Regions from separate parts of the Homo sapiens genome. Here regions 2, 3, 4, 5 and 6 are each linked to region 1. A link is a loop called in an ENCODE intact Hi-C map of the cell type or tissue named here. Cell type or tissue: heart right ventricle. All regions are shown on one strand. Region 1 overlaps DNAAF5 (dynein axonemal assembly factor 5). Region 2 overlaps PDGFA (platelet derived growth factor subunit A). Region 3 holds the start of LOC105375118 (a long non-coding RNA gene). Region 4 has its middle 31 kb from the start of FOXL3-OT1. Region 5 overlaps PRKAR1B (protein kinase cAMP-dependent type I regulatory subunit beta). Region 6 overlaps PRKAR1B (protein kinase cAMP-dependent type I regulatory subunit beta).

Evidence for each region. Peaks named below come from ENCODE experiments on the same cell type or tissue, not always from the same donor. Only the 100,000 strongest peaks of a DNase experiment are listed, where the experiment ranks them.
Region 2: a loop joins it to region 1, with 2.4 times the contacts of the local background. A loop is called at or near these places in 27 of 110 quality-filtered maps.
Region 3: a loop joins it to region 1, with 9 times the contacts of the local background. A loop is called at or near these places in 35 of 110 quality-filtered maps.
Region 4: it touches region 1 in a loop (4-fold over the local background); 35 of 110 quality-filtered maps call a loop at or near these places.
Region 5: a loop joins it to region 1, with 3 times the contacts of the local background. A loop is called at or near these places in 18 of 110 quality-filtered maps.
Region 6: a loop joins it to region 1, with 2.7 times the contacts of the local background. A loop is called at or near these places in 16 of 110 quality-filtered maps.

The regions. Positions count from the first base shown.
Region 1 is chr7:730,013-734,012 of GRCh38, forward strand. The region is part of intron 2 of DNAAF5 (dynein axonemal assembly factor 5); the gene reads left to right. Among named protein-coding and RNA genes, the nearest start is that of PRKAR1B, 4.7 kb to the left of the region's middle. RefSeq lists an enhancer at 854-1,353. In heart right ventricle, a CTCF peak has its summit at 2,374 (motif pointing left); a DNase peak (open chromatin) is centred at 2,357; H3K27ac peaks cover 3,450 bases.
Region 2 is chr7:503,280-507,279 of GRCh38, forward strand. All of the region lies in intron 4 of PDGFA (platelet derived growth factor subunit A), which reads right to left. Among named protein-coding and RNA genes, the nearest start is that of PDGFA, 15 kb to the right of the region's middle. RefSeq lists an enhancer at 419-1,196. In heart right ventricle, no CTCF peak of the experiment used is centred here; no DNase peak of the experiment used is centred here; H3K27ac peaks cover 1,994 bases.
Region 3 is chr7:330,835-334,834 of GRCh38, forward strand. LOC105375118 (a long non-coding RNA gene) reads right to left here and starts at 2,431. Exons shown (of 3, transcript XR_926965.4): 1 at 2,254-2,431; 2 at 1,213-1,375; 3 at 1-529. RefSeq lists a silencer at 1,902-2,091 and enhancers at 2,351-3,012, 3,013-3,672. In heart right ventricle, CTCF peaks have their summits at 1,969 (motif pointing right) and 2,172; DNase peaks (open chromatin) are centred at 1,977, 2,257 and 2,827; H3K4me3 peaks cover 1,061 bases; H3K27ac peaks cover 1,026 bases.
Region 4 is chr7:320,209-324,208 of GRCh38, forward strand. No RefSeq gene overlaps it. Among named protein-coding and RNA genes, the nearest start is that of FOXL3-OT1, 31 kb to the left of the region's middle. RefSeq lists a silencer at 1,976-2,225. In heart right ventricle, a CTCF peak has its summit at 2,050 (motif pointing right); a DNase peak (open chromatin) is centred at 2,063; H3K27me3 peaks cover 518 bases.
Region 5 is chr7:655,887-659,886 of GRCh38, forward strand. All of the region lies in intron 4 of PRKAR1B (protein kinase cAMP-dependent type I regulatory subunit beta), which reads right to left. Among named protein-coding and RNA genes, the nearest start is that of PRKAR1B-AS1, 55 kb to the left of the region's middle. In heart right ventricle, no CTCF peak of the experiment used is centred here; a DNase peak (open chromatin) is centred at 1,955; H3K27ac peaks cover 1,111 bases.
Region 6 is chr7:664,213-668,212 of GRCh38, forward strand. The region is part of intron 4 of PRKAR1B (protein kinase cAMP-dependent type I regulatory subunit beta); the gene reads right to left. Among named protein-coding and RNA genes, the nearest start is that of DNAAF5, 60 kb to the right of the region's middle. In heart right ventricle, a CTCF peak has its summit at 1,932; DNase peaks (open chromatin) are centred at 36, 1,302 and 1,811; H3K4me3 peaks cover 759 bases; H3K27ac peaks cover 3,433 bases.

The DNA.
Region 1 (4,000 bases):
TAGAAGAGAGCTGAACTGTTTTAATGTTTGATGTTATGAATTCCAAGGATGTTAGAAAGGATGACTTGTGTAGTTATTGTCTCTTAGGCACAGTGTGCACTTCAGCAGTTGCAGAAGGTTCCTTAGTGCTCCCATCCATCAAGACGCACTTTCCCGAAAAGCCACCATGGTTGGTGGACCTGGACTGGGAGAAGAGTGGAGTCGGGGTTGGTTTGTTGGGGATAATTATGTCGTTGGGCTTTGGAACCCACCAAGAGACGGGCAGGCAGGCAGGCAGGAGTCCTACAGATGGGGCTGAGTGTTGGCTTTACTGCTGGCAGAATCTGGCCTGGAGGGCATGTCTTGGATCTGAGGCCCCAGTGACTTGCTAAAATGCTACACACTGTGGCCACCGGGGAAGCTGAGTGACCTCTGATCTTTCTGTCTCTGAGTTACCTGTCATCGTAGTCAGACATGTGATCTTTTGTGTCTGGCCTCTTCACTGTGCATGGTTCCAGGTTTCAGCCTTGAAGAGGTAGGTTTCCTGATGAGAAATGGCTTGAAGGTGGTGAGTTGAAGAGTCACTCGGGGTATTCTGGGGCCAGGATGGAAGCCCTGACTCGCTCCCTCGTCTGTGCTGCTGGGGTCCACCCGTAGGGCCGGCTCCAGGTGTGACATAGCACCTGCTCAGGACACCCCTGCTTTGCCTCCATGGCCAGGCTTCATTCTCCGGCTCTCTCCCTCCAGCAGCAGAGTGGCTGCCTAGGGGCTGTGCGCAGAGACACAGGGGGACCCTTTCCCACCAGGAGCCTTTGTTCACCCCCCTTGGTCTCATCAGGCCAGCGGAAGTTGAGTCACCATGTACGCTGGCCGGCCCCTCCTGGAGCTGGCGTGGGTTCGGCACCAGGCAGCACAGAGGGCCCCTGAGGACATCAGGCTCTGCCCAGTGGGGAGAAAGTGGGCAGAGTGCGGGGTCAGTGTCCATGCTGCCCGGCACTTGCAGCAGGCACTTCTGGCACTGGCTAAATATTTGGGCTGCGGAGGGCAGTTCAAGGGGCCAGGGCAAGAACAGAGCCCAGCAAGAAGTGCAGGCGGCCGGCTGGTTTTTCTCTCCCACCTTCCTTAAGCCTGAGGCAGAGCATGGCCCACAAGGAAAGTGGAGTCTGTGTCATGGGCCAAGTCTTACTCCTCAAAACAGTGTGATGACTCTGTATGGAGAGCTCTGTGTGAATACTGAAGCTCCATAGCTGATAGCTGTCGGTGTAAGCCTACTGTCACTGTCTAAAAATAACCATCACTGTCTAAAAATACCGTCACTGTCTAAAAATACCATCACTGTATCGATAGCTGTCTGTAAATACTGGAACTCTGTGGAGCACGCTCTGTAAATACTGGAACTCTATTGCTAGCTGTAAACGGTGTAACTCAGTATAACTATACCGTAACTCTAAAAATACCATAACTATGTGTCGACAGCTGCCTATAAATGCTATAACTGTATTGGTAGCTATGTATAAGCAGCCTACTCTGTATCAATAGCTGTCTGTTAGAAAGCTGACATCACATTGTTGATCTAAAGCAAGCTTGTCCAACCTGCGGCCCGTGGGCCACATGCAGCCCGGGACGGCTTTGAATGCTGCCCAACACCAATTCATAAACTTTCTTAAAATGTTACGAGATTGTTTTTGTGATTTTTTTTTTTCTTTTAGCTCGTCAGCTATCATTAGTGTTAGTGTTATTTTATGTGTGGCCCAAGACAATTCTTCCAGCATGGCCCGTTTCTTCCCAATGGGGTTTGCGTCCTATTAGAGACCCTGCACGGCCCTTCACGTGAGTTTCGTGTGGAGTCACGGTGCTGCCCCTTTTACTCTGATCAGCCCTGCGACCCCGTCCTGGAGCTCCATGTGGGCTCCTTGCAGACACCTCCACCCCCTCAACAACCCAGGGACTGGTGCCCTGGGACCCCATCCTCTCTGCACAGAAGGTCCTGACTGCCTTCTGACTCGTAGGAAACCTTCCAGCAGCCTGCTAGACTCGGCTTAAATCACTGAACTTCACTGGAAGGGCCTGGAAATAACTTCATCTCCTCCTTACAAGGCTCAGAGGCCTCAGAGCTCACTCAGGTAGCACAGCCAGGTGAGCCTCAGAGCAAGGTCAGGACACAGGCGGTCTAGCCGCCCTGGAGCCTTAGGCCCCGGGATGGTGTCTGAAGTTGTGGAAAGGGGGTGTCCCAGTGCGGCAGGGGCTAATGCATCTCCCCACGCTCACATGACTGCAGCTCCGAGCCCAGGACACTGACCACACCCAGAACCCCGGCGAGGCAGGCAGGACGGACGTATGGCCGTGCAGTTGTGAAGCAGGCCTTGAACAAACTGCCCTGTGCCGCCCTCAGGTGGGTGACTCATGGACTTCGCCCTGCAGGGGTGCCCTGGTTGTCGCCAGGCCTGCAGTCGGCAGCTGCTCAGCTTTGCTGCAGTTTTCCTGCTCGATGTGTGCTGCTGGTGAGGCCACCAGGCCTGTTCTTGTCAAGAGAGACCTTCCGGGAGCAACAGATGTTACAGGAGAGACTGGGGATGCATGGACAGCTTTTCAGAGATGAGTGTTTGTCACGTTCCTGCCAAGTACCTGTTTGCCATTTGTATGCCTTCTTTTGAGAAATGTCTATTCAGATCTGTCCATTTTTAAATCGCGTTATTAGATTTTTTTCTATTGAGTTTGAGCTCCTTATGGATTCTGGTTGTCAGTCCCTTGTCAGATGGGTATTTGTGCAGCTGTTTGCTCCCATCCTGTGGGTTGTCTCCTCACTATTGATTGTTTTATTTGCTGTGCAGAAGCTTTTTAACTTGATGTGATCCCATTTGCCCAGGCCATGTCCCAGAGAGTTTCCCCAATGTTTTCTTTTAGTGGTTTCATAGTTTGAGGTCTTAGATTGAGGTCTTTAATCTATTTTGATTTGATTTTTGTACATGGTGAGAGATAGGGGTCCAGTTTCATTTTTCTGCATATGGAGTTCCAGTTTTCCCAGCACCATTTATTGAAGAAACTGTCCTCTCCCCAAGATATGTCCTTGGCACCTTTGTCAAAATAAGTTCACTGTAAATGTATGGATTTAATTTCTGGCTTCTCTATTCTGTTCCATTGGTCTGTGTGTCTGTTTTTATGCCAGTGCCAAGCTGTTCTGGTCGCTGTAGCTCTGTAGTATAAATTGAAGTCAGGTAATGTGATCCCTCCAGTTTTTTGTTTGTTTTTGTCTTGTTTTGTTTTTTGCTCAGGATGGCTTTGGCTATTCAACGTCTTTCGAGGTTCCATATAAATTTAGGATTATTTTTTCTATTTCTGTGAAGAATGTCATTGGTATTTTGATAGGGATTGCGTTGAGTCTGTAAATTGCTTTGGGTAGTATGGACATTTTGGGTAGTATGGACAATATTGATTCTTCCAGTCCATGGAGTATGTTACCATTTTTTGTGTGTGTCCTCTTCAGTTTTCTCATGTCAGTGGTTTATAGTTTTCTTTCTTTTTTTTGAGACAGTCTCGCTCTGTCATCCAGGGTGGAGTGCAGTGGTGCGATCTCTGCTTACTGCAAGCTCCGCCTCCCAGGTTCACGCCATTCTCCTTCCTCAGCCTCCCGAGTAGCTGGGACTACAGGTGCCTGCCACCGCACCTGGCTAATTTTTTGTGTTTTTAGTAGAGACAGTTTCACCATGTTAGCCAGGATGGTCTCAATCTCCTGACTTCGTGATCCGACTGCCTCAGCCTCCCAAAGTGCTGGGATTACAGGTGTGAGCCACTGCGCCTGGCCTTATAGTTTTCATTGTAGAGATCTTTCACTTCTTTGGTTAAGTTAATTCCTAGGTATCTTATTTTGTTTGTAGCTATTGTAAATGGAATTACTTTCTTGATTTCTTTTTCAGATTTGTTAACTGTTGGCATGTAGAAATGCTACTGGGGCTTTTTTGGTGATTTTGTATCCTGCAACTTTACTGAATTTGTTTATCTGTTCTAATAGGTTTTTTGTGGA
Region 2 (4,000 bases), 230 kb before region 1:
CTGTGCCCACGGAACCAGCCCTGCCGCATGCAGGGTCTAAATGCAAGAACAGCCACTATGGATCACCCACTTCACCCCTCACGGTTCATGGGGAAACTGAGGCTAGAAAGGAAACGGAGGCCGGGTCACCCCCTGAGCACAGGGGCGTGGGGGAATGCACGCTGCTGGGTGAATGAGGAGACCTCAGCCCAAGGCCAGATGCCCCCAGCCCAGTGGCCCTGCCTCCCAGGCAGTCAGGAGGGTGAAGGAGGGAGGAGGGGAATGTTTCCCAACCTTCTTGGGGGGAAGGGGGGACTCCAGACTCTGGAGACTGGGCATCAGCAGGGCCCCCAGGGAGAAGGTCAGCTCTGCACCCTGGGACCAGGCAGGCTCCGAAGGTAAGCCGGTCCCTAAGGCGCTGGGGACCAGGCTTGTCCGAGGCTGAGTTAATGGTTAACCCACAGTGCAAAGGGTGCCTGCAGGCGTGTGAAGTGGTCTGGGCTGCCTGGGGCGTGAGCAGACAGCCAAGTATGAGCTCAACAGTTGCAGGGCGTGGGGCGCCTGGGGTCAGGAGCCAGCTCAGAAACAGGACCTGGCCTGGGAGGTTTCGCTACGTCACAAAGCGTGAGAGAAAGCGGCCAGGACACTGCCGCTTCCTACATGGGGCTCCGTTCCACTCGGGAGGCCTCAGATCAGCCTCCACACTCCCGCGGCAATCTGCCCCTTTCCCCAGGACAGAATCCTCCAGAGAGAGGCCTCCGCAGGCCGTGCACACACTTCCACCTCCCATCTGTAAAACGGAGACCAATCACACCCACCCAGGAGTTGAGGAATAAATGAGGCTGCACATGCAGAAGGCCCCAGAAACGAGGACAAAGCCAGCCTTCAAGAGTGGGCTGCCACTGGCGTGGATTCTAATCCAGAGCCCCAAAACCAACCCACCCCCTGGTCCCCAAGCTCAGCACAGTACCACCACCCACCCACCACAGGCAGAGAGTGGGTCTAGAGCCACCCTCCTGTTGAGGGCCTGGGGTCGGAGAGGCCCGGCCCGAGGATGAACTGCAGCAAAGCCCCAAGAGGAGCAGCAGGGCCACCTGGGACCTCAGCCACCCCCAGCCCTGCAAGCATGTCCTCAGCCCTCCCTGAGTCAAGAACTGCCCAGGTAGTAAGTAACTAGGGATCCCAGTGCGCAAAACCAGGCCCAGCCCCCTCCTGCCTCAGCAGGGACCGAGTTCCTTCCTCCCCTCCCCTGGAGGCCCTGGACACAGGTCCCAGCAGGAGGAACAGCACCAGCCTCACACCCTGCCATCTCCCAGGCTCGAAGCACCCATACTCTGCTGCTCCCACCCACCCCCAGCCTCTGCAGGGGTGGCCAAGTGAGGCATGGGGCAGGTGGGCTCTGAAATCTGGGTTCGTGGGGATGGGCTCGGGCAGGGCGCCCTGTTCTGCTCCCGGCCCTGACCCTCCGGATGGCACAGCCTCTTTGGTCAACAAGCAGCCTCACCTAGTTCCCTCGGCAGGGCAGATACCAGGGCCTGGCTCGGCAGAGACCGCAGGCCCGTCTGGCCAGACACCAGACGCCCAGGCGAGGGGCAGGCTCGCTCTCAACCACTCGAGATGGCCGGCCACCGCGGGCGCGTGGGCTCCCAGGACACAACAGAAATGCCACCCCTCTGGGCACCGTGCGAAAGGCACATGGCACGGCCGCTCGTCTGGGAACCCACTGCCTCCTCAGACAAGCCCGTTTTTATCAAACAAAAACAAACAGCGATGATTGCACCTGTTTCTGAGTATGCCAGGATTCCGGGCCGTTCCGCCACCTCTGTCTGGCCAGGAAATAGCTACATTTTTCTCCCAAGAACACAAAATGAATATTGGATTCTCACAAAAACCTCCTCCATAAAAGAAGGCCAAGTCCAAAGAACAGACTACAATGTCCTCAGGACCCCCACGGGGGGTACCCCGGCCCCCAGGCCCCAAGCCGAAGCCCAAGTGATGGGGGGGGTCCCCATGTCCCTCCCCTTTTTCCGTCCCAGAGATGTGGGCTGCACCTTATCACACCAGACATTCCGATTCCCCACGGCTGAGTTCATCTGCGTCGTAAGCCGCCCCACCTCAACACTCCCGGCGCGAACTCACCCAAGACTACAACCCAGGGATGCCGTCACCCCTCTAGACCTGGGATGCCGAGTCCCTACTGCTACAAAGCCCAGAAGCTGCAGAGACCCCCTGAGGAGGGCTTGGGACAGCCACTCCCTGCGGGGGACCCCACCCCAACTCCAGGTTACGGCCTGACCCTTTCAAGGCTCCAAGACAGAGTATTAGCCATGAAAGACACCTGACTGGACCGCACGTGCCCGTCACTGTAACCCTCACAGCTACCCTGTGAGGACACCATCGTGGTCCATTCTAGAGATGAGAACACACAGCACAGACAAGGGAAGCCCCTTGCCCAGAGTCACACAGCGTTGAATCTCCATCCCTAGCCTGCACTCCTTCTCACCTCTTTCACGGAAAGAAAGCCTAGAGTCCAGAGCCCTGGCCCCACCGCCCCACAGCCCCACCTGGGTGTCTCTCGACAGAGACTTGGAATGTCACTCAATCCAGATGCTGACTTGGGTCATGAGGACCCCAGCTGGGTGCGGTGGCTCACGCCTGTAATCCCAGCACTTTGGGAGGTCGAGGCGGGCAGATCACCTGAGGTCAGGAGTTCAAGACCAGCCTGACCAATATGGCGAAACCTCATCTCTACTAAAAAAATACAAAAAATAGCCAGGCGTGGTGGTGAGTGTCTGTAATCCCAGCTACTCGAGAGGCTAAGGCAGAAGAATTGCCTGAACCCGGGAGGTGGAGGTTGCAGTGAGCTGATATCGGGCCACTGCACTCCAGCCTGGGCAACAGAGTGAGACTCTGTCTCAAAAAAAAAAAAAAAATCCCTCAAGTCGGGCGTGGAGGAGGTTCATACCTGTGATCCCAGGAATTTGACACCAGCCTGGCCAACAAAGCAAGACCCTGTCTTTATAACAAAGAAAAAAAAAGAAGATCCTGCCTCCTTCAGCACTGCCCCCATATCCATTAAGAATGGAAGCAATGCCCAGACCTCAAGCTCGTGTAAGAGGCCCCTGCCCAGCCTGGCTCAAGAGGACCTCCACTCCGCCCACCTAGAGACTCCTGCACCAGACCCCAGAGAGTGGACAGAGTCGTGGCTGGGAGCTTCTCACCCGTAACACCCCAGCCACTCTGTTCCAGGGAGCAGAGGCCCATCCCAAGCACCAGGTGAGCACACACCTTCTGGAAGCCTCCAGCACAGCAAGGTGGGCTCAGAGCCAGCTCCGTCCAGGCTAGACCCCTGCAGTCCTCGGGCTGGCATCTCATCCCCATGGTCCACGTTCAGGCCCACACTCCTGTCCTACCCCCGAGGCTTGGGTCTGGGGGAGAGTCGGGCGTCCAGGCACCAAGAGCTAACTGTGCCAGGCAGAGTGCAAGGAAACACCCACCCAGCTAGGGACCCCGGCCAGTCACTCCCCCAGGGCTGCCGGTCAGTCACATCCTGGTGATCCCAGCAGGGTCTGTGCCAGGCAGTGACACTCCCAGCTTCACTACCATCCATCTTCTAACAAGAGACCTCTGAATGTTGACCGGAAAGGCATAAAAACTGGAAATGGGGGATGCCATGCCCATCCTGGGTGGACAGACTTTGGGGGCCCCTCCCGGCCAGCCCCAACCCCTTTGACCTCAGCTGACCCCATCCATGCCCACTCACAGGCACAGAGTCTGAGGCTCTGGGGCCCATCTCCTCGCCAGGTTGACAGCCGCCTCCATCCGCAGCGGCAGGACCGGTCTCTTGGCTGAGCCTCCAAAATGGGCCTCCTGTTCCCTCTGACCTTTGTCCCCTCAGCCAAAGCCCCCTGGGTCCAAAGCCGGATGTTTTCCTCCAACCCTCGGATGGGTGGGCAGGGAGAAGACGCCTCCCAGAAGCGGGAACATGAAGGGGGCCTGGGTCTGAGGAGGTGGGAACTGG
Region 3 (4,000 bases), 400 kb before region 1:
CTGCAGTGCCGGAGAGGGAAAGACGGGCTCAGACCTGTCATGCCAGAGGATCCCTCGGAAGCACCTGAAGCTTTCATATGGACCCCTGAAGGACAACCTCTCCTCTCAACTCTAGATTTAAATCCAAGAGGTTTCTTGAGCTTGAAGTCCAGCAGGCATCTCAGCCAGGACATGCTCAGAACAAACTCCCCATTGTCCTCCCTGCACTGCCCTTCCCCACTCCCCACTGGGTCAGCGTGGCCTCATCCCTCTAGCTAGTTAGGCGAGACCCTGGGCTCAGCCCAGACTCTCCTTTCCTCTCATCCCCACGCTGAATCTGTCAGCAACTCTTGTTGGCTTCACCTTCAAAACATACCTGGAATCAGACCCCTTCTCCCCACTTCAGCACCATCCTTTGGCCCAAGCAACCATGTCCTCTCCCCCGTCCCCCGGCACTAGTACCCAAGCCACCATTTCCTTCTTTCTGCATTGGTATAATAGCTGTCCGGCTGGTATCTCAACATCCACTTGGTCCCGAGAGACACACCACCTGCAAAAGTAAAATCATTGTGCTGACACTGACAGCAAAGCCCAAAACCCTTAGAGTGACCCACAGGATCCAACCTTAGAGTGACCCACAAGATCCTATATTATATCCTCTCTCAACTGTTTTTAATGAAACTTTTATTTTAGATTTTATGTTTAGATTTTTTTTTTTTTTTGAGACGAAATTTCACTCTTGTCACCCAGGCTGGAGTGCAATGGCTCAATCTAGGCTCACTGCAACCTCCACCTCCTAGGTTCAAGCAATTCTCCTGCCTCAGCCTCCCGAGTAGCTGGGATTACAGGTGCCTGCCACCATGCCCAACTAATTTTTTTTGTATTTTTAGTAGAGACGGGGTTTCACCATCTTGGCCAGGCTGGTCTTGAACTCTTGACCTCAAGTGATCCACCGGATTTTATGTTTAGATTTACAGCAAACTTGTGGAGATAGCACAGACAGTTAGGTCTACCCTGCACCTGGCTTCCTCCATTCCTGGCATCCTACCCGAGGACAGGGCACTCGTCACATTAAGGATGCAATACTGGCACACCAGCATTAACTAAACTAGACCTTTATTTGGATTTCATTACTTTTTCCCCACTGGGTTCCTTGCGATTTCCAAACCTGCCTGTGACTGAACTATTGGTTAATGAAACTATTTATTTTTTAAAAGTATTTCTTAATCCCACCTGGCCCAGGAGTGGACACAAACCCGTGAGTCAGGTTCCGGGACTCACAGGTCCCCATCTGAGACACATGACGTAGAGAGTGCCGGGGAGGTCAGGCCGCTGCCGCTGTGTGTTTCAGGGTTGGGGGCTGCCCTCCGGGGTGCCAGGAGCTCCTGTGTGTACACTGGGCAGGACAGAGGGCGGGTGGTGAGGTGCTGTGCCTGGGAGCTTGTCCAGGCCCGATGGCTTTTCTGCAGGCTGGCTGAGGAGCTAATTATCGAGGCGGCGGACCGAGGGTGTTTGCCTCTTGACCTTTTGTGATGCCGCCTGTCGAAGCACGCTTGGCCTCTTCCCAGGGGAAATGCTATCCGAAGTGCGAAGTTGCCCACCGCTGGGGTAAGGGGAGAGGGCGCCGCAATCACCCAGCCCTGACCTGGAATGATCATTTCCTGGTGTGGTGTGGCCGTCCCGTGGATGCTGACAGCCCCAGGGGCAGGGGTGAGCGGGCTGGGGGCTCTGCCGGCAGGTGCCAGGGCAGGGGTGGGCGGGCTGGGCCCTCCCACCGGGCGCCGGGGTCTCCCTGGTCCACACACCCTCGCCTAGCCTCAGACCGCCAGGGCTGGAACTGTGCAGGCTGCGGACTCCAACAAGAACACCCAGTGGAGGGCCTGGGGAGAGGCTTGGAGGCGCTGAACCCAGTCCCGTGCCCCCACCCCAGGAGAGGGCTCCTTCGTCTCCACGTGGCCTCGGGCCCTGCAGGTCCCCCGAGGGCGCAGCCGCCAGCAGGGGGCGCCTTTCTCTAACCTCCCGGGGAAGCGCAGGTGCCGCCCGCACCTCAGACAGCGCTGCCGCCCGCGCCCGCCCTGCGCCGTTCCGTTTGCTCCGGTGTCCCCCAGCTTGGGAGCGGGGCCCCCCAGCCCTGGTTTGAGGCATGACGTTGGTAGGAAGAGCCCCTTCCGTGGAGCGCGGGGCCCGCCGGGGAGGCGGCCCTGGAGCCCCCTCCTCCCACCCGCCCAGGATTGACAGTCCCTGCCTCGGGCGCCCTCTGACCCCCGCGCTCACCGAGAGAGGACGAGGCCCCAGACAGGTTGGGCCGCGATGCAGGTGGCCCTGGGCTCAGGTCCCAGCACCGGGGTTCCTGCTGAACGAGCTCCGCCCTTGCCCAGGGAGGGGCCGGCGGGGGGGGACCCTGCGGAGGGCATTGTCCTGAGGGCACCACGGCCCGGCCGCCCCGCCCAGCGCCGCCTGCCCTCTGAAAGGCCTTTCATCCCGGAGCCGGCAGCGCCACTGGCCGCATCAAAGAGCGTCTATGGAAAGTCATATTTTTCCCCAAACCAGAAAAGTTCAGGCTGGGAGCACAGACATTCAGCTCATTATTTAGAAATAACAAGTCCTCTGGGCCCTGGTATCAGATCAAAGCTCGGAAATTAAATTCTCCAGAAAAGGGGGCGGCCCGGGATCAGCAGATTTGTGTTTGCTTATTTTTTTTCATTCAGCAGCTAAAAAAAGGGACTCAAAATCTGCCTAGCGGTTTGGAAGTCTGGCCCGCGGTGTGTGAGCGGCGAGGAGAAGCGAGCTCCGGAGGCTTCTGGGCGTGGAGGCTGAAAATATTTGGTTGACATGACAATGGGGACGGCCTGGCAGCTTGTCAAGCGCCGGGTCCAGGAATGTCCTTGTCCCGCCCCACCCCCCCAAGCCAGTTCAGACACAGGCACGCACATGCACGCAGAAACACACACACACACAAACGCGCACACATGCACACATGCACGCAGAAACACACACACACAAACGCGCACACATGCACACATGCACCCACATGCACGCAGAAACACACGCACAAACAAACGCGCACACATGCACACATGCATCCACATGCATGCAGAAACGCACACACAAACGCGCACACATGCACACATGCACCCACATGCACGCAGAAACACACACACAAACGTGCACACATGCACACATGCACACATGCACCCACATGCACGCAGAAACACACAAACGTGCACACATGCACACATGCACCCACATGCACGCAGAAACACACGCACAAACGCACACACATGCACACATGCATCCACATGCACGCAGAAACACGCACAAACAAACGCGCACACATGCACCCACATGCAAGCAGAAACACACGCACACACGCGCACACATGCACACATGCACACATGCACCCACATGCACGCAGAAACACACACACACAAACGCGCACACATGCACCCACATGCATGCAGAAACACACACACACAAACGTGCACACATGCACCTACATGCATGCAGAAACACGCACACACACAAACGTGCACACATGCACACATCCACCCACATGCACGCAGAAACACACACACAAATGTGCACACATGCACACATGTACACATGTACCCACATGCACACAGAAACACACGTGCACACACAAACGTGCACACATGCACACGTGCACCCACATGCATGCAGAGACACACACACAAAAGTGCACACACACACGTGCATCCACATACACACACAAACACATACAAAAGCTCATACATGCACACACAAACATGCACACACAAGCACACACACATATACACAAATGTGCATACATGCACAAAGAAACACACACGCACACGCAAACACATACAAACGTGCACACATGCACACGTCCACCCACATGCACACAGAAACACACATGCAGGCACAGACGCATACACACACACACAAACACGCACATATGCACACATGTACCCACCTGCACACAAACACACACATACATACGTGCACACAAGCACACATGCACCCACATGCACACACACAA
Region 4 (4,000 bases), 410 kb before region 1:
AAGGCAAACATAATTACTGTAAGACTCAGAAATTCCAATCCTAGGTATACACCCAAAGGAACTGAAACAGGAACTCAGAGAGATACTAGGATACAAAGGTTCACAGCAGCATCACTCACAACAGCCACAAAGTGGAAGCAACCCACCTGTCCATCAACAGATAAATGGAGAAACAAAGTGTGGTTTGTCCATGCCGTGGAATATTATTCAGCCATGAAAAGGAATGAAGCACAGACCCAGACCATAACCTGGACAGCCTCAAAGTCACCCTGCTCAGGGAAAGAAGCCAGGCACAGCAGGCCACTGTTTCCATGATTGCATTTGTATGAAATGTGCAGAATGGGCAAATCCACAGGGAGGGAGAGCAGATGGGCGTTGCCAGGAGCTGGGGGAGGGACACTTATGAGGGACAGCTAACAGGTACAGGGTTTCTTTTTATGGTGATGCAGATGTTCTGGGATTAGGTAGTGGTGATGGCTGTACAATATTGTAAATCTACTGAAAACAGCTGGCTTGTACACCTTAAAATGGTAATTTTCTGTTACAGGAACTGTGTCTTTTTTTTTTTTGGATGGGGTTTCACTCTGTCACCAGGCTGGAGTGTGGTGGTGCAATCTTGGCTCACTGCAATCTCCGCTTCCTGAGTTCAAGTGATTCTCCTGCCTCAGCCTCCAGAGTAGCTGGGATTACAAGCACACCAGCACACCCAGCTAATTTTTTTTTTGTATTTTTAGTAGAGACAGGGTTTCACCATGTTGGCCAGGATGGTCTCGATCTCCTGACCCCGTGATCTGCCCGCCTCGGCCTTTCCCAAAATGCTGGGATTACAGGCGTGAGCCACCGCACCTGGCCCTGTGTCTTCGTTTTAAAATGGCACACACACAGTCTGGCCCAGGATGAATCCTGCAGCCCCTTCCTGCTGGGTAAGACAGAGCACTTCAACTCTCTCTGAGCCTTCAGCTTCCTTGTGCCTGAAATAGGGGCAATAGTGCCTGACTCACAGGCTGTTACGCCAATTAAGCGAGATAAGGAGAGAAACACCCAGGACTATTGTGCTGAATTAATGAGATCATGCAAACAATGTAACCCCGGGATCGAAAATAGGGCCATTTAAAAACGTCACTTGGCCCTGTTCCCATCACACCTGTGGGTGACTTGGCTTGACACCTGGCAGTGGGCCATAACCTCCCTGGATCTCTCCCCAAAGCAAATCCTTCAGCCTCTGTGCTGAAGTCCTAACAGCCTGGCCCTAAGCCCCTTTGCCCAGGACACTCACCTGAAGCCAGCATGTCCCTACCCACTCCAGCCAGGCCTGCAGGGAGGGTGGGACTTCTGAAACCACATCATGTCACACTCCTTTTCCCCGCAGCCCCCTTTAGGAAACCCTGCCAGGTACCTAGAATAAAGTCCACGTCTTTATGGCCCACAGAGCTCTGGGATCGCCCTCCTCCACCTGCCCCAGGCCTCGGCAGCAACCGGCTTCATGCATCACTCCACACCCAGCCCACCCAGCCACAGCAGCGCCCATGGGACAAGCCCAGGCTGTGGCCTTCCGGCTTTGCTGTGTTTTCCACTGCACTTCCCGCTGTGGGAAGTAGCTATGCCATGCTTTCTGATGTTAGGCTGCGTTCATTGCATGACAGTTTTGTGTGCCTGTTTCCTTGTTTGCCCCACAGGCTCCATCCACAGACCAGGCGGCGAGTGGTCAGCGCACGGGAGGACTGCCCTTGGGAAGCGCCGCCAAGGCCTTTCTAGCCTCAGTTTCCCAGCTGGAAAACGAGGGGTGCGGGCCCCTCATGCGCAGCCCCTCCTAGCTCTCGAGGTGCAGCGCGGGACTCCCTAGCCCAGGTGGCGATGTGCTTGTCATAAGCCCCTCTCCCTGTCTGGCCACGGAAGCCGAGGCCTGACCGGACGCTGAGGAGTGGGCAGCTTTCCCGTCATCCCACCCTTTCCAGATCTGTCCCCTAAAGCCGGACGTCCGCGCCCGCCCAGCAGCCGCCTTCCAGGAGCTCGGTGCACCTGCTGTCCCGCAGGTGAGGCCGAGGCTGCACGGCCGCGCCACGCCACCAGGTGGCAGCAGAGCGCCAGGGATGGGCCGGGCCGCGGGCTGGGCCAGGCGCAGAGGGCGGTGATCCGGGCCCCGCCCCAACCCCCGGCCACGCCCCCCGAGGCCCAGGCCCCGCCCCCGCCGCCCCGCAGACCCAGGTCTGGGGTCCAGGCCTGCAGCCCGACGCCCCGAAAGAGAGCAGCGCCCTGGACGGAGCGGGGTTGGGGTGGCAGTGGGAGGGCTCCACCAAGAAGGCTGGCTCTGTAAGCCCCTGACACCCATCTTCTCGCGCAGTCACTCCCACAGCCACCCTGTAAGAGGGGCTGAAACGCGGGGAACGCTTGCAGAGCAGCTGTCCTGGTGCTCAGCGAGACAGTGACCTGCTCAGCCCCTGGCGTCCAGTCCGGCTGCCCTCAGGCCCCTCCCTACCCCATCTTTTCTCAAATGCCCTTTAGGGCCTCTGCACCAAATTGAAGCCGAGTGGTCTCTGGATTCACTCCTGTCCTGACCTAGGAGGGGTCTTGCCCAGACCCCAGGCCTGGGGCCTTGCTGGGGCCAGGAGGGCAAGGCGGGGAGGGGGCCCAGGGATGTTGAGCAGGAGACAGACCCAGGCCAGAGGTTTGCTGAGGACAGAGGGGCAAGGAAGGGCCCCAGGGACCCTAAGCAGTTGCCCCCTGGAAAAGACCCCACCCAGGGCCCTTGCTGAGGACAGAGGGCAGGGGACAGGGGGCTCAGGGACCCTGAGCAGCTGCCAGGAGAGGGACCCAGGAAGTCCGGCCTCTCAAACTGAGGTGCCATCCACTCCCCTTGAGGGAGGCTCGGAGTCGGGAAATCCAGGCAGGTGGGAAGGCGCCCCCCTAGTGTCTTCTTCCTCCGCTGTGCTAGTTACATAAAAATTATGGAAGACCATGGTTTTGAACTAAGCGCCTGCTCTGGGTAAAAATCAAATGCAGTCACCCATGGTCAGGCTGTCTGTCACCAAACCCAACCGAAGTTGTCATCTGACCTTCCAAAAAATCAAGAGAGGGCGATTGGCCAGACACGGCGGCTCACACCTGTCATCCCAGCACTTTGGGAGCCTGAGGCAGGAGGATGGCTTGAGCTCAGGAGTCTGAGACCAGCCTGGGCAACACAGTGGAACCCTGTCTCTATAAAAATAATAAATTATTTTAAAAAACAAAAAAGAAAGAAAGAAAAGGAGAGAGAGAGAGAATGGCCAATTTCCCAAACAGGCCGGTTCCAGTCTTCAATCAGTGTGGAATGAAGTTCCCTCTGCTTTAATCCTTAGCCTGAAGTCACCCGATGTGAGACAATCGATTGGTTGTTTTTGTATTTTTCTGCTCCCTGTCCCCGCCCTGCAGGGACAGTAACTTTGAAACGACCCCTCCGCCTGTGTTCTTTGCCTCTGCTTTCTTCTAGGAAGCCCTTTCCATCTGTAAAGCCGCCCCCTCTGCTCAGCTCGAGGAAGCACTAGTTCTGTTTTACAGAGGGACACATTGCCCGATTCTAGAATCGAAATAGAGTCCATTAAGATCTTTAAACTACATGTGTTGTCATTCTGTCCGTTGACAGTGGAAAACCATTTAACACATTGTTTTGTACTAAAGCAAACACAGATGTCCTCTGGAGTTGAATGCAAAGTTTCCATGAAATCCTGTTTAAAAAACAGAAATGTTGAAGCAATTTTGAACCTGGTGGGTGCTGTGTGGGGTTGTGCCCCCAGATCACAGTGGGGCCACACATTTGGCGTCCTCTGATTTTACAGGTACGCCCACAGAGATGTTTGAGAAACCACACAAAACCCATGGTCCCCACTAACAGGGTCATAGGAGAGAATTTGCTGGAAGTCTGGAGGGATGTCAGTGCTGGTGTGGGCAGGACACCAACGCCACAGGGTGGGGTGCGGGGTTGGCCCCCATGGCCACTCTAGCAGTGACCATTCCAGCCTCATGT
Region 5 (4,000 bases), 74 kb before region 1:
TGGGTCCATTGGGGAGTTACATGAGACAGCATGTGAGGCTGCTCTCTGGGATACAAGGTCTGCCCCCGCGTAAGTGGTTGGGTTTCTCACTGAGTCAGAAAAATCCATTTATGAGCCTTTGAAAGACAAAGATCCACCTCCACCTCCCCAGAAAGTCATTTTCTCCTTGGGCTCTCCTCCCACTTGTGTCTACATCTGTGAGCACGATTTCCAGCACTGGGCACAGAGGAGATCCAACCAGGATTTACTGGATGGGTGAATGAATGGATGGGTGCCTGAGTGAATGTGTGGAGGGGTGAATGAATGAATGGAAAAATGAATGAATGGATAAATGAGTGACTGAATGGATGGATAAATAGGTGAATTAGTGGATGGGTGGGTGAATGCATGGATGGATGAATGAGTGGATACATGAGCTAATGAATGAATGAATGGGTGAATGAATGGATGATGCATGGGTGAATGTATGGATGCATGAATGAATGGATGACTGACTAGATGAATAGATGAAGAAATGAATGTATGAATGGATAGATAAATGAATGGATAAGTGGGTGAATGAATGAGTGGATAAATGAGTGAATGGATGACTGGATGGATGTATGAGTGAATGTGTGGATGGATGACTAAATGTATGGATAAGGGGGGAATTAATGGATGAGTGAGGGAATGGATGGATGGATGGATGGATGAATGAATGGATAAATGGAACAAAGGAATGGATGCATAAGTGAATGCGTAGATGAATGAATGAATGAGTGAATGGATGAATAAGTGGGTGAATGAATTAATGGATTCATGAGTGAATGGATGGATAAATGGGTGAACAAATGAGTGGATGGATGTGTAAATGCATGGATGGATGAATGAATGAATGGATAAATGTCTGAACAAAGGAATGGATGCATGAGTGAATGTGTGGATAGATGAATGAATGAGTGGATGCATGAGTCAATGTGTGGATGGGTGAATGAATGAATGGGTGAACAGATGAATGGATGCATGAGTGAATGCATGGATGGACGGACGGATGGATGAATGAATGAATGAGTGAACGAATGAATGGATGCATGAGTGAATGCATGGATGGACGGACGGATGGATGAATGGATGGATGGATGGACGGATGGATGGATGAATGAATGAATGAGTGAATAAATGAATGGATGCATGAGTGAATGCATGGATGGGTGAATGAATGAAAGGATGCATGAGTGAATGCATGGATGGATGGATGGATAGATGGATGAATGAATGAATGAATGAGTGAACAAATGAATGGATGCATGAGTGAATGTGTGGATGGGTGAATGAAGGAATTGATGCATGAGTGAATGTGTGCATGGATGGATAAATGAATGGATGGATGAATGGACGGACGGATGGATGGATGGATGGATGGATGGATGGATGGATGAATGAATGAGTGAACAAATGAATGGATGCATGAGTGAATGTGTGGATGGGTGAATGAAGGAATTGATGCATGAATGAATGTGTGCATGGATGGATGGATGGATGGATGGATGGATGAATGAATGAATGGGTGAATGATTCATGCTGACCTCTTCTCCCTCAATACCCCATATTTAGACTCAATTAACTCAGAGGACTTCGTGTCTCTGGTCAAGAAGTAAGAAGGCATTTTTTCACCGTTAGAAAATACAAAGCTATGGGGGTGGTGGACAGGAATGAGGGGCAGTACCCAGCGGCGCCAGGGGCTGAGGCGCCGTTTTGGGCAGTCTGAATATTTGGACATAGCAGCCGACAGGACACCCTGTCCTTCCACAGCTGTTCCTGGGAGTCAAAGCACATCTTTGTTTGTGGGACTCTTAGCAACTGTTGCTTTTTTTGAAGGACAAGCATGAACCAGCTGTCACCACACAAGACGTAAAGCAGAAAATGTCGAGTCTTCAGCAACAGGCTTGTAAAACAAGAAGAAAATAATTGTCTGGGCTCAGGGGCGCTTTCATTTCTTCTCACAGCCTCCACCTCCTCATGAACCAGCGAGGCTTGCGTAATTCCCACTGAGCCCAGCTTTGCAGCAGCAGAAAGAAGCTCAGAAGCAGACCCACCTTCTAAAGAGGCTCCCAATTAAATGCAGAGAGAAATGCAAACCCGACAAGCAAGGCCCACGTCAGAAACACAGGCCGAGACAGCAGCTCCGTGAGCCAGCATATGGACGGCGAATGTGCTACCCCAACCTCACCTATCCACAGTGATGTGATTATGAAGACAAGAAACTAGATCAAAAATTAGCAACTTGGCGGGGTCCGGTGGCTCACACCTGTAATCCCAGCACTTTGAGATGCCAAGGAGGGAGCACTGCTTGAGGACAGGAGTTCAAGACCAGCCTGGGCAACACAGCGAGACCCCCATCTCTACAAAAAAAATTAAAAATTAGCCAGGCATGGTGGTGCACACCTGTAGTTCCAGCTACTAGGAGGCTGAGGCAGGAGGATCACTGGAGCCCATGAGGTGGGGGCTGCTGTGATTTATGACTGCACCACTGTGCTCCAGCCTGGGCAATAGAGTGAGACCTTGTCTCAGAAAAAAACAAAGTTAGCATCTTACACTGAAATATTCACAGACAAAATGATCTGATGGCTGAGGTTTGCTTCAAAATAGATCAGGGTCGGGAGAAAGTGGGAGGGAAGAGAGATGAGAGCAGCCTGAACATGACCTTGTGCTATGGAAGCCGGCGGCTCACGAAAGCCACTCTTCTTTCATATACTTTTGAAGTTTTCCACGATAAAATGTTTTTTGTTTTTTGGGTTTTTTTGAGATAGAGTCTTACTCTGTTGCCCAGGCTGGAGTGCAGTGGTGCATTCTCAGCTCACTGCAACCTCCACCTCCCTGGTTCAAGTGATTCTCCTGCCTCAGCCTCCTGAGTAGCTGGGACTACAGGCACCCACCATCATGCCAGGCTAATTTTTGTATTTTTAGTAGAGACAGGGTTTTGTCATGTTGGACAGGCTGGTCTCAAACTCCTGGCCTCAAGTGATCCACCCACCTCAGCCTCCCAAAATGCTGGGGTTATAGACATGAGCCACCGTGCCTGGCCTAATGTTTTTAAAAAAATATTATCTCGCAGTCATTTGTAAGCTAAGAAAGAGTCACCAACATGGGTCTCATGACACCAGGCAAATAAAAACCTCACACACACAGCACAGACACTCTGCGGAGATGTGCAGGACGGCTCACAAACCATGAGGATGACACAATCCTAAGACGCTGGTCTCTACCAAAACTGCATCCCCACCCCCTGCACCACCTTGTGTTTCTTTTCAGCACGTCTCACTGCCTCATCCTATATTCTAACAATTTATTTCATTTACTTATAGTCTCTTCCATTAGAAAAAAGCTCAGTAAAGCCAGGTACGGTAGGGGGTGGTCTGTGTTGCGCATGCAGTATCTTCAACCCCTCGGGCGGGGTCTGGCCTGAAGGAGATGCTCACTAAACACCTGTTGAATGAATGAGTGAGTATAGCTTCCATCCTAGTGGAGCACTTCCAACTGCCACATATGATTCAGCCCACAGGCACCGAAGTGACCACGAAAGGGGGAGAGGAGGGCACCCACATGGTGGCCGCACACGCCGTCCCGAGCCGGAATATTCTGCGCATGCAGGCAGCTGTGAGGAAGGGAGCTGGGAGCCAATGGGGAGAGGAGAAACAACAACACTGGTGAGGCAAGAAGACGACGGCTGCAAAAACCAGCCCAGGGAGGAAACCCCAGGCCGCGACCATGGACACCGGCAGGACAGCAAGAGGCTGCTTCCTCCACAGCTCTGCACGTCCAGACGCATGGGCCTTGTGAGGGCTTTTGTTTTTGTTTTTGTTTTTGAGACGGAGTCTCGCTCTGTCGCCCAGTGCAGTGGCGCGATCTCGGCTCACTGCAGTCTCCACCTCCCGGGCTTAAGCGACCTGCCACCTCAGCCTCTGGAGTAGCTGGGACCACAGGTTTGTGCTACTGTGCCTGGCCCAGATTCCCAGATTTT
Region 6 (4,000 bases), 66 kb before region 1:
GACCAGGGCTCAAGAATGGAGCCATGCCAGGACCCATGGCGTCCGTCGGAATGTGAAAGCTGGTGCATCCCTCCTTCTGGTCGCTATGTGGTCCCCGACACAGCACAGTGGCCAGTGCTGCACCAGGGCTTAGCCTCAGGCCTGCATGAACACAGCCTCTGCCCTGGCACCCTCCATCTGAAGGACAGCCCCATTCCCTGCCCGGGGCAGTGGGCCTTCCTGCACCTTCTCTGGGCCTCGGGTCCCCATCCACATACTGGGTGCTGGAGGCAGAGGCCACGTGCAGCATCTCAGCCCCCAGGTCTGCAGGGGCTTGTCAGTGACAACAAAACGTGAACTGGCTAGGGGTCAGAAGATGTGGTACCGGAGACCACACACCACCAAATTCCACAAGTTTCAAAATGTTACAGCAGCTGCTGGGTGTGGTGGCTCATGCCTGCAATCCCAACACTATGGGAGGCTGAGGCCAGAGGATCGCTTGAGCCCAGGAGGCTCAAGTCCAGCCTGGGCAACACAGCGAGACTCTGTCTCTACAAAAACTAAAAAAAAAAAATAGCTGGGTGTGGTGGTGCACGCCTGTGGCCCCAGCTAGTCGGGAGGCTGAGGCAGGAGGATCACTTGAGCCCAGGAAGTCGAGGCTGCAGTGAGCCAAGATCGTGCCACTACACTCCAGCCTGAGCAACGGAGCAAGACTGTGTCTCAAAAAAACAAAAACAAAAATCTCAGGGCACCAAACAGCCAGGACCACAGGCAAGATCCACGCAGGCCACGATCACCTGGGGGAAGTGGTAAGAAAGACCTGAGGTTCTTCTCTCCACTCACAAATCAGACAAAGCAAGAGGGCTTGTTGTCACTGTGGTATTAGATAGCGCCAGCCCTGGAGACCCTTTGAAACAGGCTCCACGGAGAGCTGCAACTGCCCCGCAGCTCCAGGCGCAGGCCACGAGACTTGTTATTAGCTGGAAAACGCTAGGCGTGTGGAAAATGACTGTTCTCTTAAAAAGGTTGTTGTCTTTTCCCGGCAGGTTAATGAGCTGTGTGTGCATTCACGGTGGGCAAGTCAGCCCCAAGCAGCCACATCCCAGCCAGGTCAAAGTCCCAGCTTCTACTCCAAGCTGGGTGGCCCGACGCAGCCTGCTTAACCTCTCTCTGCCTCCCCTGCCAAACGGCAGCCTCGGGGGCCACGGGGGAGCTCTAGAAAGACAACATGCCCGAGGCCCATGGCCCAGGGACTGGCCATTGCATACATCATCTGATGCAAGCTTCAAACCCCAGGCTTCAGCCTCCGTTGAATTCAGCTTCTAAAGCCTCCCGGGCTCACGTGGCCCCTGATTTGCTAACCTCAAGGTCTCCTCTGCTGAGATCCAGCTGGGCTTTCTGCAAATGGAAATCAAATTCTTTGCATGTTCAAGCCATTAAGCATCTCCTCGGATGAGGCCCTGCATTTTCCAAAATGCTAATTTTGTTTTTTTAATGTTGCCCGAAAGGGAAGCAGAAAGTCCCAAAGCCCAAGCCAGAATGGGGAGAGGGGGCCGTGAAGGCTCAGAGAAGCCAGGAGACAGCTCCCTTCAGCTGCCCGTGAATTCGGCAGAAGGGCTTGTTTTTCCCATCACCTGAGGATCCGAGCCAGTTTGTGGAAAAACAGACTGCAGAGATACGCGGGTGGGAGGAAGAGAAACAGCGACAGATAACAGACAGCTGCGCAGGCCAGCGGTGCTGCTCAAGCCAGAGGCCTGTTTTAATTAAAGCAGCAGAGAGCTGGAGCCACTGCCAGGAAGGCCGCCTCAAGGGTGAGGTGCCCTCGCCTGTGCCCGTCTGGCAGCTCCAGTAATGAGGTCCCCGCCGGAGGCCCAACGCACAACACAAACACGCACGGTGCCACCCAATTATCACGTTTCTCGGCTCCCAGGAGCTCAGCGATGCTCCCCCTACAGGCGCCCTAATCAGGGAAAGCCGGGAAGGGACCGGGATAGAACCCAAGGGCCTCCACCTCACTCCCCAAGGCCTGGGACACACGCTCCAGGGACAGCCTTCATGGTCCTGGCACATCAGAGAGCTCCGGAACATGCGGGGCTGCTTCCCTGGGACACACGCTCCAGGGACAGCCTTCATGGTCCTGGCACATCAGAGAGCTCCGGAGCACGCGGGGCTGCTTCCTGAGGCTGCTGAGGTCCCTGGCCGAGGCGTAACTGCCCCGGGCACCCCAGGTAGGATGCGGAATCTGCTTCGCTCCAATAGCTGACACAAGGTGAGAAGGCTGCACCTACCACCACCCTGGGGCCTGCCCTGGGAGCTACTCAACTCTGCAGAGGGGCTGTGCAGGTGCCGTCCCAGGGGATAAGGACACCCCACTCCAGCCCCAGCTGGACAATTGCTGTGTGGGTCAGTGCAACAGGCCAAGGCCCCCTCTCACTGGGTCTCAGAGCTCTGTTCAGTACAGTGAGGTGGGGACAAGGTGGCCTCCTAGGGATCTTCCTGCTGACTGTGGGTGCTGGGAGGCCCGGAGCGGCCTATTCACCAACTCAGGCCCAGGGTGGAGCAGAGAATGACTCAAGGCTACCCCAGCCTCTTTCTCAGACCAAGTACTGAGTGGGGCCTGACTGCGGGGTCTGTCTGGATAGCCGGGCCAGCCTCCAAGGGGCAAGGCACCATCCAGAAGAAGTACCTTCATGGACTCCACTGCCACACAGCCAAAGGGCCACAGAAAGATGGTGATGACAATGACCACAACAGTGATGATGATGGCGGTGATGATGATGATGGTGATGATAAAGATGATGATGGCAATGGTGGTGATGAGGATGGTGGTGGTGATGGTGATGATGATAATGATGGTGATGATGACAGTGATGATGGTGATGGTGGGGATGGTGATGATGATGGTGGTGATAACGATGATGATGGCAATGGTGGTGATGAGGATGGTGGTGGTGATGGTGATGATAATGATGGTGATGATGACAGTGATGATGGTGATGGTGGGGATGGTGATGATGGTAATGGTGATGACTATGATGGTGATGATAATGATGGTGGTGATAACAGTACACACATAGATATTCTTGCTTTATATTCTCACAACAACCTCAAAGTAGGTTTTATTATCTTCATTTGACACCTGAGGAAACTGAGGCTCAGAGAATGTTATTACTTATAAATGACATCCACAACTCTCTCCTTCCAAAAGATGTTTTAAACACACCTTAAATTCTGTGGTATCTGAGTGAGATTGTGTGTGCATGACTGTGTGCATAGGCGTGCCTGGGAATAAGACCACTCCAGCCCAACACCTGTGTGATGGGAACTCCTGGTCCTGTCTCACCCCTGAGCTGTCTCCCTGCAGCTGCAGTTCACTACAGGACAGTATGGACCCCGCTCACTGGCAATGCCTAAATCACCCATTCTCAATCTTCCTTCACCATGCAGGCAGGGTAGCGGCAGGTGCAGGTGATGTGTCCTTACAGGGGAGGGAGCACAGGCTTAGGTGCCCAAGAACTCGAGCTCAAACCCTAGCTCTGCTCCTGAGGAGTTGTGGGGCCTTGGACAAGGACAGGGAAGGAAACTGAGGCTGTGAGGTTGACACTATGCCTCTCACAGATCCTGTGCAAAGGCCCAGGGAAACCCTTCGATCAAGGCCAACTAGCAATACCACCATCCTAGAAGGACAGGCAGGCGGTCTGGGGGAGTTGCAGCCTCCCTCACAACCACGTTGCACTATCTTCCTTTAAATCAAAGGTCTTAAACATAATTTCTACCCTTCTCCAAGCTTACGTATCTCTCGCACAACCTTATGTATCTCCCACACTGTTACGGATCGACAAGAGCAAAGTCACACAGCCTGTGATGATGGGGATATCTGTCTTGAACCTGAACTTGTACGGAGGGGTCATTAGGCCAGCAGGTGTGCAAACCCTGCAGGTGGATGCATCTGCAAAGGATTCTCTGCCGCACTCTTCCTAAGCGGGGAAGCAGAGAGAAGAAGAGCAGGCAGCCTCAAAGT